Linked DNA regions of Homo sapiens: regions 1 and 3 are each linked to region 2. The links are chromatin contacts, found by Hi-C or POLR2A ChIA-PET in ENCODE. All regions are on one chromosome and are shown on one strand. Each heading gives the region's core, a stretch centred on a gene start or an enhancer-like site at or near the end of the contact. The rest is flanking DNA. Distances are from core to core; before and after follow the strand shown. Region 1 holds the start of ORMDL3 (ORMDL sphingolipid biosynthesis regulator 3). Region 2 holds the start of CWC25 (CWC25 spliceosome associated protein). Region 3 holds the start of WIPF2 (WAS/WASL interacting protein family member 2).

Region 1 (4,056 bases), core at 1,557-4,056, 1.1 Mb before region 2:
TTTTTTTTTTAAAGTCAGTTTGCTTGAATCAGGATCCAAATAAGACTTTTAGTTGATATATCATTTAATTTATTTTAATCTGTAAGTCTCTCCCCCTCTTTTTTTTCCTTTTTTTTTTTTTTTTTTTTTGAGACAGGATCTCACTCTGCTGCCCAGACTGGAATGCACTGGCACGATCACAGCTCACTGCAGCCTTGACCTCCCGGGCTCAATTGATCCTCCCACCTCAGCCTCCTGAGTAGCTGGGACTATAGACACACCACCATGCCCAACTAATTTTTGTATTTTTTGTAGACCACGGGGTTTTACCATGTTGTCCAGGTTGGTCTCGAACTCCTGGACACAAGCCTTGGCCTCTCAAAGTGCTGGGATTACAGGCGTGAGTCACCATACCTGGCCCCAGTTTTATTTGTTAAGGGAATTGGGTGTTTGTCCTAATTTTCTTCATTCTAGACTTTGCTGACTATATCCCTGGGGAATGTATGTTATGCTATTTTGTGTCCTCATCTTTTCATATAACTTAGCAAACATTCCCCATACTGCCACAGGGTTTTCACAATCTGTCCTAAATGGCTTCATACTATTCCATCCAGTGGATATACTGTAATTTTTTTCTTGGGCATTTGGTTGCTTTCAGTTTTTCACTACTATAAATATTGCTGGAATGAACATCCTGACACATTGCAGCTTTTCCTGTACATGGGATGACTTCCTTAGAATATGCTACCAAAAGTGTAATTATGGCTCTGAGGCAAGAAGAATTTTTCAGCTTCTTGGCACACAGTGACAAGTGTTTGTCCAAGGGTTTGTATGTCCCCCAGCACGAAATAAGAGAGCTGTCACTCACTCTGAATAGTGCTTAGGGCTATTCACAGCTGAAGAACGTTTGGGGAAGATATGATAATTATGAGGGCCAAGAGAGAAGGAGAAAGATGACAACAGGGACTCCCGCTAAATAAAGCAGAAAGTGATCTGCAATTTACCACAAACCTAGAGTGAGTCAGAACTCTGTTCATTCCTATTGTGAAAAAAAAATCCTCGATAACAGGAGTTATTAATAGTGCATGACATGTTCAGTAATCTTTCTGTTAGACTCTGCATTAGTCAGAACCTTATTTGAGACGTGGACTCAGTCTGGGTCACTGAACTTCATAGAGATGTCAGGAAACTGACCAAGATCCAGAGGGATCGATCAACTTGATGGAGGATGAAGAATCCCAGAGAAAAATCAAAGGAGTCAAGCAGGCACACTTCGGAAAAAACAGAGACACCTTTCTTGCCTTAATGCTGGGGAGGTTTCTGTGAAAAGAACAACACTGGGTTTGCTTATGTCTGCAGAAAGATGACTATAAGGAAAGGCACCTCCACAAACCAGGAGAAACTTCCACAGGACATAGGCAGAGCTATTTCAGACTCAGATGATTATTTCGATCTTGGAATGAGCCCTTTTGGGGCCATTGGCCCTGGAAATATTGAAGAAGCTGCCTGTTCTGCTCTGGGTGGTTCAAATACCCACCTGCCTGGTGACCACTAAGTGCCTCTGGGGGTCCCACTCCAGCTGTGTGACAACTGTTTCCTGGCAGCCCCCTGGGGAAGGAAAGGTAGGTGTAGTCCGAGTAAAGTGCTCCGCAGTTTCCCTGGGCTAGCCTTTTCCTTCCTGTTCCCTCACTTTCAGTTCAGGGTGCCATGAACTGCCATTCAGAGTCAGGTTGGCATGCCATGACATCATCTGACCTTGCTATTCCAGCCCTGCCCTGCATAGAGTGGACTTAGAAAGAAGCTGGGTAAGGAGTTGAAACTACCCAGACAAGACCTCTTGGTGACATGGAGAATGGGAGTAACCGAGGAGACCTCAAGAGCCATTTAGTTCAACCTCCTACAGTAATATTAAGTAGATTCCTACAATGCAACAGGTGCTTTACATACATTCTTTTGGGTTCCCACAACCTTGGAGGTGGGGTTTCACAGGTGTGGAATTGGAGATTAAGACAAGTAATTTGCCCAGGGTCACACTGCCAATAAAGGAGGGCCTACCCCATGTCTACCAGGCAGTAAAGTCTGTGCCCTTGCCTTTAGACGATGCAGATGTGAAAACTGCAGACCAGAGCCTCTCATTCAAAGCCACACAAGCTGACCTGAGACAGAAACTCAGGCTCCTTACTACTGATGGAGGAATCTATGATACGTAGCCTCTTCTCACGTCAGGTGCGGGGCGGCCAAGGATGTGGCCCGGTCCGGGGCAGCCTGGGCCAAGCGTGACTGAGAAGGAGAAGGCAGGCTCCGTTCCGGGCCCTCCAGACCCTCATCCCAGCCAATGTTGTGAAAAGCGCTCTCCCAGGAGGGCCCAGCAGGGCAAAGGGCCGGGCTAGTCTGTTTCTGGAGGAGCCAATCTGGGGCCAGGGCGGAGGCAGCCAGGTGCAGTGGAAAAATCCTGCAGTTGGGGTCAGAATATTTGGGTTTCGATCCAGTCTAGGACCCAGCAAAGACCTACAGAAAGTTACTTACAAGTCCGAGTCTCCTCATCTGCAAAACTGGGGCACGGATAAAATACACTTGAAGGGCACAGAAGCAAAAGTTGGAATTGTTACGCACCAAAATTCTATCATCCGATCTGACCATCACGTCACGGTACAACTTCCAACCGTGCGTCCCCGAAGAGGCCGGGAACGGAGCCCAGGAAAAACTACAACTCCCAGGAGGCGTCGGGAGGGCCGGCCCGGAGCCAGCGGAAGAAACTACAACTCCCAGAAGGCGTCGGGCGTGCCGGCGCGGGGCGGTGACGTACGGGGACCGGCGCGGAGCGCTGATTCGGCCGGAGCTGCCAGCGGGGAGGCTGCAGCCGCGGGTTGTTACAGCTGCTGGAGCAGCAGCGGCCCCCGCTCCCGGGAACCGTTCCCGGGCCGTTGATCTTCGGCCCCACACGGTGAGCCCGGAAGGAACCAAGAGGCCCCAGGGCTACGGGAGGGGCGGGAGAGAAGGTGGGGGCTGCTGGGGAGGCGCCCCGGGCTGGAGAGACGGGGGCAGAGGGAGTGGGGGGTGGAGGGAGTGCATCAGCCGAGGGGGTGCATCGGCTGGGGAGGTGGCCAAGGAATAAAGTGCGAGCGGGAGGCCGGGGGTGGAACGTCGGGAGGAGCGCCTCGGCTAGGGGTGGGAGGCGGGGAGCGGCTCGGCTTCGGGGATAAACGTTTGGCTGCCTCCAGGGCTGGGTGAACGCGTGGAGATGGCTGTGGGGTCCCGGACCGGACCGGGTTCCGAGTGCGAAGACCCAGGCTGGGGAACAGAGCGGGACCCCTCCCCCCGGCCCCGCACCCGAGGTCTCACTCAGAAAACCCCAACAACAGTGAGGACTCCGCCTCTTCGCTCCTCCTCTCCTGTGCTTAGTGCGGGTTCGCCTGGGCACTCGCTTTCCGCTCCTACCGCCCTCCCCCAGTCGGGGTGGCTGGGCCAAAGTTGAGAGGTTATCAGCTGTGGTCCTGCAGCTTGGGGGGTGGGCGGAATGGACATGGCATTGTGACGTGCTGCCCCGGACTCCCCGTTGGGGTCCCCATCCAGGCCTGGATGTTTTGTGCTCCTCTTCCAGAAGACAGGAGGTTTGCTGTTGTGAGGGCTGCTCTTTCCTGGGGGAGGGAATGGGAAGGGCTCACCTGGTGGCTGCCCTGGTGGTGCTCAGCCTTGGCTTGAGTGTCTGGCATACTGGCTGGGCCCGGATATTTGTATGTGGAGCCAAGAGGGTGGGGCGGGAAGGAGGGGGAAAGAGCTACCAGCAAAAAAGTGGTTAACACAACAGAGTTGCTGCAGGCTCTGGTTTGAGGCAGGTTATGAAACCACATCAGGGCCCAGCACTAAGCAGCCACCTGCCAGCTATGGCAGCAGAAGTTTTCGGCTCAACTCCTGTAGACCTAGTCGACCTCTGCCAGCCTCTTCTCTCTGTTTCTCCCCATCTAGGGTAGGGGCCAGTTGGTTGTTTTACTAATGGAAGTGATATGTATCCATAGTCACACGAAAGTCTCAAGAGTGTTTCCTCATTGCCAGTCTTTTTGTTAGTTTATTGATCTC
Region 2 (4,196 bases), core at 839-3,338:
GGATTACAGGCATGTGCCACCACGCCCGGCTAATTTTGTATTTTTAGTAGAGACGGGGTTTCTCTATGTTGGTCAGGCTGGTCTCAAACTCCCAACCTCAGATGATCTGCCCGCCTCAGCCTCCCAAAAGTGCTGGGATTACACGCGTGAGCCACCGAGCCCAGCCTGTTTCTTTCTTTCTTTCTGTTTTTTTTGAGACAAAGTCTCACTCTTGTCGCCCAGGCTATAGTGCAGTGGTGCCATCTTGGCTCACAGCAACCTCCACCTCCTAGGGTCAAGTGATTCTCTTGTGTCAGCCTCCCAAGTAGCTGGGATTACAGGCACCCGCCACCACGCCCGGCTAATTTTTGTATTTTTAGTAGGATGGGGTTTTTCCATGTTGGCCAGGCTGGTCTCAAACTCCCAACATCAGGTGATCCACCCACCTGCCTCGGCCTCCCAAAGTGCTGGGATTACAGGAGTGAGCCACCGCGCCCGGGCAATAAGTATTTTTAAAAAGCCATAAGAACTAATAAGTGAATTTAGCAAGCCTGTAAAATAGAAGGTTACTATACAAAAGCACGTTCTTATCTATTAGTAGCAAACAATTGGAAAATTAAAATTTTTAAATTTTATTTAAAATAGCATCACAGGCCGGGTGCCTGTAATCCTTGCATTTTGGGAGGCCAAGGTAGGCGGATCACCTGAGGTCAGGGGTTCCAGACCAGCCTGGCCAACACGGTGAAATCCCATCTTTACTACAAACACAAAAATCAGTAGGTCGTGGTGGCGTATGCCTGTAATCCCAGCTACTCGGGAGGCTGAGGCAGGAGAATCGCTTGAACCCAGGAGGCGGAGGTTGCAGTGAGCTGGTATTGCGCCACTGTACTCCAGCCTGGGCAACAGAGTGAGATTCCGTCTCGAAATAAATAAATAAATAAATAAATAAATAAATAAATAAATAAATAAATAAATAAATAAAATAGCATCACAAAAAATACAACATTTAGAATAAATTTAACAAAAGATGTGCAAAACTTCTATTCTGAAAATTACAAAACAGGTCGGGCGCAGTGGCTCACACCTGTAATCCCAGCACTTTAGGAGGCCGAGGTAGGAGGATTGCTTGAGTCCAGGAGTTTGAGACAAGCCTGGGTAAGATGGCAAAACCCTGTTGCTACAAAAATAAAAATAGCCAGGCGCGGTGGCTTATGTCTGTAATCCCAACACTTTGGGAGGCTGAGGCGGGGAGATCACTTGAGGTCGAAATTCGAGACAAGCCTGAGCAACATGGTGAAACCCTGTCTCTACAAAAAATACAAAAATTAGCCGGGCGGGTGGCGGGCGCCTGTAATCCCAGCGACTTGGGAGGCTGAGGCAGGAGAATTGCTGTCCGGGAGGCGGAGGTTGCAGTCAGCTTCGACCGCAGCCTGGGAGAGCAAAACTCCTTCTCAAAAAACAAAAACAAAGGGAGAAGAAGAAAAAGAAAAAGAAAAAAGAAAAACATGCCAAAAACACATAGTAACTGAAGGGAAAGGAATCTGCCAGCTTCCCACTATGGGAAAATCTGCCACTGTGGAAGCTGGCAGATTTTAAAAGTTTGGCAAACGGAAGCTGATGGAATTTCGATTTGATGGTTTCTATTTAGCTTCGTAAAATAGGCCTGGCATAAGGGGATTTGCTGTGAGTCAAGGTCTGAGGAAAGCGCCAGTTTGCAAAGCCGTTTTGGAAAACTGGAGCGTGGGGGTGTGTGCAGGGTGAGGGGAGGAGGCCTAGTCTGGTCCACCTTAGGTCTAGCAGAGACTACGTGGAGCTTTGAGCCGAATGCCCTGGTGAGCTGCCATGGCAACACAGCCGTGGGCACAGGCCCACGGCAACCCATCACTGAACAGAGTTGTGGCGTTTCAACAGAGAGTCTGGGACATCAGGCAACGTGGCGACCCGAAGCAGCCAAAATGAGACCTCGACAGCAAAGGCCTCGACAGCGGAGCCCGGACCTTTGCAAAATCTGCAAGTAACGCCAACGTCACAAAGCGCGACCGAGCCCTGTACGTCATCGTTCCGCGACGCCGACGCGGTGAGATGACGCCCTCCCGGAAGTGACCTCTAGAGCGGTGGTGAAACTGGCAGTTGACGGCTCCTGGGACTAGATCCCGCGAGGTAGCCCCCGAACTATTTCTCTACGTTTTCTCTTGATCCTCCCGAAATCTTCCAGATCCGCGTAGTGAGGAATCGTCTCCACCGTCATGGGGGGCGGAGACCTGGTGAGTGGAGGGAGGCCTGGGCGGGGGAGGACTGAGGCCGGGACGGAAATTGGCAGGGGGTGGGGGTAGAGGAAGGAGTGGATAACCATGGCAACGCAGCTTTGCTTTCGCCGGGAGGAGGCCGTTGCCCTGAAGAGGGGATGGATCCTTAGGGCAATGGAGGGGTGGGACTGAGATTTGGGAAAGTCCGAGGTGTGTCGCGAACAGTGACAGGTGGTGTTTGCGTGTTTGTTGACTGCGGCTCTACCGGCTGTAAATTCTGGGAAGACCGGGGAGGGGGCGGATGGAGCCATGGCTAGGAAAGGAGGTAGATATGGAGGACGTGTCACCACACTTTGTTTTGTATATCTTGTCTTGCCACACACCTCTCTTCCTTGGGTGAGAGTTCAGAGTCATGTCCTGGACTGAAGTAGGGGTGGTTTGTGCCCCATTCTCCCTACCCTAAGCCATGCCCTGGGGTCGTTTTTTATTTTTTATTTTTTTGAGACGGAGTTTCTTGTTGCCCAGGCTGGAGTGCCATGGCGCGATCTCGGCTGACCGCAACCTTTCCCTCCTGGGTTCAAGCGATTCTCCTGCCTCAGCCTCCCGAGTAGCTGGGATTACAGGCATGCGCCACCACACCCGGCTAATTTTGTATTTTTAGTAGAGACAGGGTTTCTCCATGTTGGTCAGGCTGGTCTCGATCTGCCGACCTCAAGTGATCCGCCCGCCTCGGCCTCCCAGAGTGCTAGGATTACAAGGGTTAGCCACAGCGCCCGGCCCTGGGGTCCTTTTTAAGCCTGAAGGGATCTTCCTGTCCATCTTTCTGACTTCCACACCTCCTTCAGTGCTGGATTCTGATCTGTAGTGGCAGAGCTTGCTTTTGAATTCATACCACTTAATATAAGTTATGTGGCAATGTCTCTTAAACTGAAACGTTCATTTGTAAAGCGCTAAGGCCCCAAATAGGGTAAATGTACCCACAAGAGCATGGGGCAAGGTTGGGAAAATGCTAGCCTCCGGAAAGTGGAGCTAATTGAACCAGCAAGTAGATCAGCTTAGCCGCCTGCCCAGTAAACCTATTAGTTTGTCATGTGTTCTCAATCACAGTGAGTGCCAGGACTCCATCTAGTTTCATCCAATTTAGTGTATTCTTCACATAACTGCATTTAAGGACAGGAAAGCTCTAATCCAGGGTTTCTCAACATTAGCGCTCTTGACAGTTTGGCCTAGATAATTCTTTGGGGGTGTGTGGTAGTGGTGGTAGTTGGGCTGTCCTGTGCATTGTAGAATGTTTAGCAGCATCACTGGCCTCTAGCCACTAGACTGGAGCTATCCACTAACACCCGTCTCCACCAGTTGTGACAGCCAAAAATGACTCCAGAAGATTTTCTCCCTGGGGAGCAAAATAATCTATGCTTGAGGCAGGGAGGACAAGATGGGAAGGGTTAGAGGGAGAAAGAGGGAGGGAGTGAGGGAGGAAGGACGGAAGGATGGACGGATGGTCAGACCAACTGACGGACTGACCCACAACCAACCAACTGAATGACCTGACGAAGGGGAGAGGCAGGACAAGGAGGGGAAGAGAAAAGGAAGAAAAGGGAGCTCTCATTGACCGAACATTTTCCACATGCCAAGTACCTTGTGGACATGATCTTATTTTCTTAATTGGTCTCCTGGTCCTCTCCAGTCCATTCTCTTTTCTTTTTTTTTTTTTAAGATGGAGTCTCAGCCAGGTGCAGTGGCTCATGCCTGTAATCCCAGCACTTTGGGAGGCAGAGGCGGGTGGGTCACGAGGTCAGGATTTGAGACCAGCTTGGCCAAGATGGTGAAACCCCGTCTCTACTAAAAATACAAAAATTAGCTGGGAGCAGTGGCGGGCGCCTGTAATCCCAGCTACTTGGGAGGCTGAGGCAGGAGAATCGCTTGAACCCAGGAGGTGGAGGTTGCAGTGAGCCAAGATTGCACCACTGC
Region 3 (4,218 bases), core at 111-2,610, 1.4 Mb before region 2:
AGACTCTGTCTCCAACAACAACAACAAAAAAATATATATATATACATATATATATATATATATATATATATATATATATATATATATATACACACACACACGTTAGGCGGGAGTAGTGGTCACACCTGTGGTCCCAGCTATTGGCGGGGCTTAGGTGGAAGGACCACTTCAGCCCGGGAGGTCGAGGCTTTAAGGAGCCATGATCATGCCACTGCACTCCAGCCCGGGCGACAGAGTGAGACCACGTCTCTTAAAAGAAAAAAAAAGAAAAAAGAATTCCATCACATATCAGTTCCTTGCCTCAATGCTATTTTTAAGAACTTTCCTTCCTGATAAAAAACTCGACCATACACACTGCCATGCTGAACACTTTAACATTTCCATCTTGGCCGGGTGCAGTGGCTCACACCTGTAATCCCAGCACTCTGGGAGTCCAAGGTGGGAAGATCGCTTGAGCCCAGGAGTTCAAGACTAGTCTGAGCAACATAGCCAGACCCCACCTTTAAAACAAAAAAAAAAAAATTCCATCTTCCCTCACTTCACACCACTTCAACATGAACCCTCAACTCCAGACGTTCCAATGCGCATCTTAACATTCTCAATCCAACCTTTAACTAAATTCTGATTCCTTTTCAAAGAACGCTCTCAAGATTCCCTCTAGTGTAAGCAGTTTCCCGAGCCATCTTCCCAAACACTAGCTTTCACCTAACTCAATCCCCAAAATGTCACACTGGACTCCTCACCCACAGCATCCTGCTAATTAGCCGTTCCCAACAGGTCCTCCGTTCCCGTCTCCCTTTTTGCGCACGATTACCTCGTTCCTCACAGAGTTGCCGCCTTAACTCACCCAACCCTTCAGGAGCCCTTATTGCCTGTCTCTCAAAAACGTTCCTCCCCATTTTTCCAGTCCCCGCTCGCCCCATACCAATATTCGACCACTCCTCCCCAGATTCCCCACGCCCTCTCTCCTCCAGGTTCTTCCGATACAGTCCCCCGGCCCCCCGCCCCTCAGGCCCCACCCGCAAGACCCCTCTCCCCCTCCGGCCCCTCCTCTAATGCCCCCCTCTCTTCTCAAGCCCCGCCCCGAGCCCCCCTCCCCGCGACTTTCCCTCCCACTCAGGTCCGCAGGTCATTTCAGCGACTGACCCAGCCGCCCCGGCCTCTTTCCGACCTGGCCGCAGCTGCTCTGGGAGCGAATCCTCTGCCGCCTACACTCCGGCTTCGTCCTGTCCTGCTCGCCCCCCGGCAAGCTCTTTCTCGCCGTCGCCGCCGCCGCCGCCGCCGCCGCCGCCGCCACCGCCCCTTTTGCCAACCCGGAAATGGATCTGCTCCCACCGTCCCCAGCGTCCGCGAACAAAATGGAGGCGGGGGAAAAAGGAGGAGAGAGCAGGGAGCGGAGAGATGCGAGACGCATGCGCCCCTGGGAAGCCCGCCCCCTGCCGGCCCACGTAAAGGCGGAAGCGGTTGAGTGGACGCCATCTTAGGAAGGTCACAGGAATTCCGCTTACCAGCTAAAAGCTGGGTTTGCAACTTTAGCTGCAATTGGAATCACCTGGCAAGATTTAAATACTATGATGCCTGGTTCCCACCCCTGGAAATTATAATTTAATTCTGGGGTGCAGCCTAGGCATCAGGAAATTGTTGCAGGTGATTCTAACGTGTTGCCAAGGTGGAGAACCACTGAGCTAAACAGTCATTGTTGAATATACTCCTTTCGTCTTTAATCCGCCGCACACACACACACCCTCCCCCCTAAATATCCTTCCTTAATCTCGAGTTAACGAAGAACCCGCCTCGGCCAACCTTGCAAAGGCCAAGTAGTCAAGCTCCGGTTGTCATGGCAACAGAGGCAGGCCACTGCTCACAAGTCATCATTTACGTCATCTTACCCACCTGACTCGAACACCGTCTCTTCTTTCTCGGGCTGGGGTTTCCTCCAGCTTCCAGGGCTATAGGATGGTGCTGTGGACCCCTCCAGCTGCTTGGGCCAGAGAGAGAAATCCTGTGCCCTCTTTGATGGAGCTGCTGTTAAACCCTGACAGCTGACTAAGTATCTCTCCCTAGTCCACCCAGAAAAGCGCTTTCCATTATAGCTTCAAAATACTCTTGGTTTAATTCCATTCCCAGCACAGAATCCGAAGTAAGGGGGCAAGATTGGGACTTAGTCCCCATTACTTACAAGCTGTGTGCCATTGGGCCTTAGCTACCCTATCTGTAAAATGGGTCTAATAGTGCCTGTCCCGTCTGTCTCATAGAGTTGTTGCAAAGCTGAAATCAGTTAATGAATGGGAAAACGTGATAGAGCATAAGTTGTTATTATTTTTGTTTTCCTTCTATTCTGCCATGAGTAGTACTAGGCACCACCCACTAGTCAAGTAAATGTCACATTGAGTACCTGCTAAACACCAGGAGATGGCTACAGAGGTGACTAAGACAGAGCCTCTGCCCTCAGGGAACTCACTACGTTGGTGGGCAGACTGGCATAAACAGCTAGCTGAGATACAAGTCAGCGTGTGATTAGTGCTGTGGGACGTCAGACAAGGGAGCAATTAATTCCTGCTAAAGAATGGAAGGAGGTTTCCTAAATGGTTTGGAGCTGGGCCTTGAAGGATGAATGGAATTTTATTATTAATCAGAGAAGGCAGGGAACACAGCAGGCATAGGGATCAAGGACACGAGGTAAAGATTTTCAGCTGTCTACATCCTGCATGGCCATACGTGGGGCGATGGAGCCAGGGAGATGGTGGGTCCAAACACCTTACCAGAGCCTCCCAACTCTTCAACCTCATCCCCTGCCTGTCCCCTCCTCACTCACTCTACATTATGAGGACCTGATTTCTATCACTGCAATGTACCCCATTCAGCAGTTCCCACCTCAGGGACTGTGTACTGGCTATCCTCCGCCTCTTCCTCATTTTTCAAGCCTTACTGCAAATGCTTCGTCCTCAGAGGGCATTCACTGCCCACTGTAGCTAATGTAAAGCCCCATGCTCTATCACACACTCTGTGATAAGGGCAGCCGCTGGGATGAATATAGGGACATCTCACCCAGACTTGGGGAAATAGTGATATAGGCTTCATGAAAAAGGTAAATGGCCCAAGTGCAGTGGCTCATGCCTGTAATCCCAGCACTTTGGGAGGCTGACAGGGGGGATCGCTTGAGCCCAGAAGTTCAAGACCAGCCTGGGAAACATGGTGAAATCTTGTTACTACAAAAATTACCCGGATATAACCGGGCACGGTGGCTCACGCCCGTAATCCCAGCACTTTGGGAGGCCAAGGCGGGCAGATCACCTGAGGTGGGGAGTTCGAGACCAACCTGACCAACATGGTGAAACCCCGTCTCTACTACAAATACAAAATTAGCCAGGTGTGTTGGCACATGCCTGTAATCCCAGCTACTTGGGATGCTGAGGCAGGAGAATCGCTTGAACCCAGGAGGCGGAGGTAGCGGTGAGCTGAGATCACTCCATTGCACTCTAGCCTGGGCAACGAGAGTGAGACTCTGTCTCAAAAAAAAAAAAAAAAATTAGCTGGACACGGTGGTGTGAGCCTGTGGTTCCAGCTACTTGGGAGGCTGATATGGGAGGATCACTTAAGCCCAGGAGATCAAGGCTGGGCTGAGCCATGATTGGCCACTGCACTCCAGCCCGAGCAATAGAGTGAAACCCTGTCTAAAGGAAGAAAAAAGAAAGTAACTAAGTGAGGCCATACCCATATTCTAAGTGAGACTTGAGGGACAGGTAGGAATTGACCAGGGAAGAAGTGAAGGAAAAGCATTGTAGGGAGAGTTTGGGCAAAGCAAGAAGAATCATGGCACATTCCAATAACTGAACGCACTTTTTTTTTTTTTTAAGAGACAGGGTCTTTTAAAGACATGCTGCAGTGCAGTGGCACAGTAATGGCTCACTGCAGTCTTTTTTTTTTTTTTTTTTGGAGACAGAGTCTCGCTCTGACGCACAGGCTAGAGTGCAGTGGCGCAATCTCGGCTCACTGCAAGCTCCGCCTCCTGGGTTCACACCATTCTCCTGCCTCAGCCTCCCGAGTAGCTGGGACTACAGGCACCTGCCACCATGCCTGGCTAATTTTTTTTTTTTTTTTGTAGTTTTAGTAAAGACGAGGTTTCACCATGTTACCCAGGATGGGCTCGATCTCCTGACCTCATGATCCGCCCGCCTCGGCCTCCTGAAGTGCTGGGATTACAGGTATGAGCCACTG

Evidence for each region. Hi-C counts contacts between places; a loop is a spot of excess contacts on that map. ChIA-PET counts read pairs that join two places held with the same protein, here RNA polymerase II (POLR2A). Pooled maps may share reads with other maps.
Region 1: a loop to region 2 is called in a map of CD8-positive, alpha-beta T cell, with 18 times the contacts of the local background. The contact joins the promoter of ORMDL3 here to the promoter of CWC25 in region 2. A Hi-C loop is called at or near these places in 2 of 168 maps with a recorded cell type or tissue (CD8-positive, alpha-beta T cell and dorsolateral prefrontal cortex), 1 of 37 single-sample maps with no recorded cell type and 12 of 50 pooled maps.
Region 3: a loop to region 2 is called in a pooled map, with 5 times the contacts of the local background. The contact joins the promoter of WIPF2 here to the promoter of CWC25 in region 2. A Hi-C loop is called at or near these places in 1 of 50 pooled maps. POLR2A ChIA-PET finds 5 or more read pairs at or near these places in 2 of 52 experiments (T-cell and naive thymus-derived CD8-positive, alpha-beta T cell).

The regions. Positions count from the first base shown.
Region 1 is chr17:39,926,351-39,930,406 of GRCh38, reverse strand. It overlaps ORMDL3 (ORMDL sphingolipid biosynthesis regulator 3), which reads left to right and starts at 2,806. Exons shown (of 4, transcript NM_139280.4): 1 at 2,806-2,923. It overlaps LRRC3C (leucine rich repeat containing 3C), which reads right to left and starts at 2,675. Exons shown (of 4, transcript NM_001195545.2): 1 at 2,593-2,675. LOC124903999 (a long non-coding RNA gene) reads right to left here and starts at 3,687. Exons shown (of 2, transcript XR_007065750.1): 1 at 3,645-3,687; 2 at 3,405-3,479. RefSeq lists enhancers at 2,330-2,941, 2,942-3,552.
Region 2 is chr17:38,823,213-38,827,408 of GRCh38, reverse strand. It overlaps CWC25 (CWC25 spliceosome associated protein), which reads left to right and starts at 2,088. Exons shown (of 10, transcript NM_017748.5): 1 at 2,088-2,243. The coding sequence starts at 2,226. MIR4727 (microRNA 4727) reads right to left here and starts at 1,571; the gene lies at 1,517-1,571. RefSeq lists an enhancer at 2,749-3,380.
Region 3 is chr17:40,216,446-40,220,663 of GRCh38, reverse strand. WIPF2 (WAS/WASL interacting protein family member 2) reads right to left here and starts at 1,360. Exons shown (of 8, transcript NM_133264.5): 1 at 1,172-1,360. RefSeq lists enhancers at 741-1,519, 1,420-1,529, 1,970-2,019.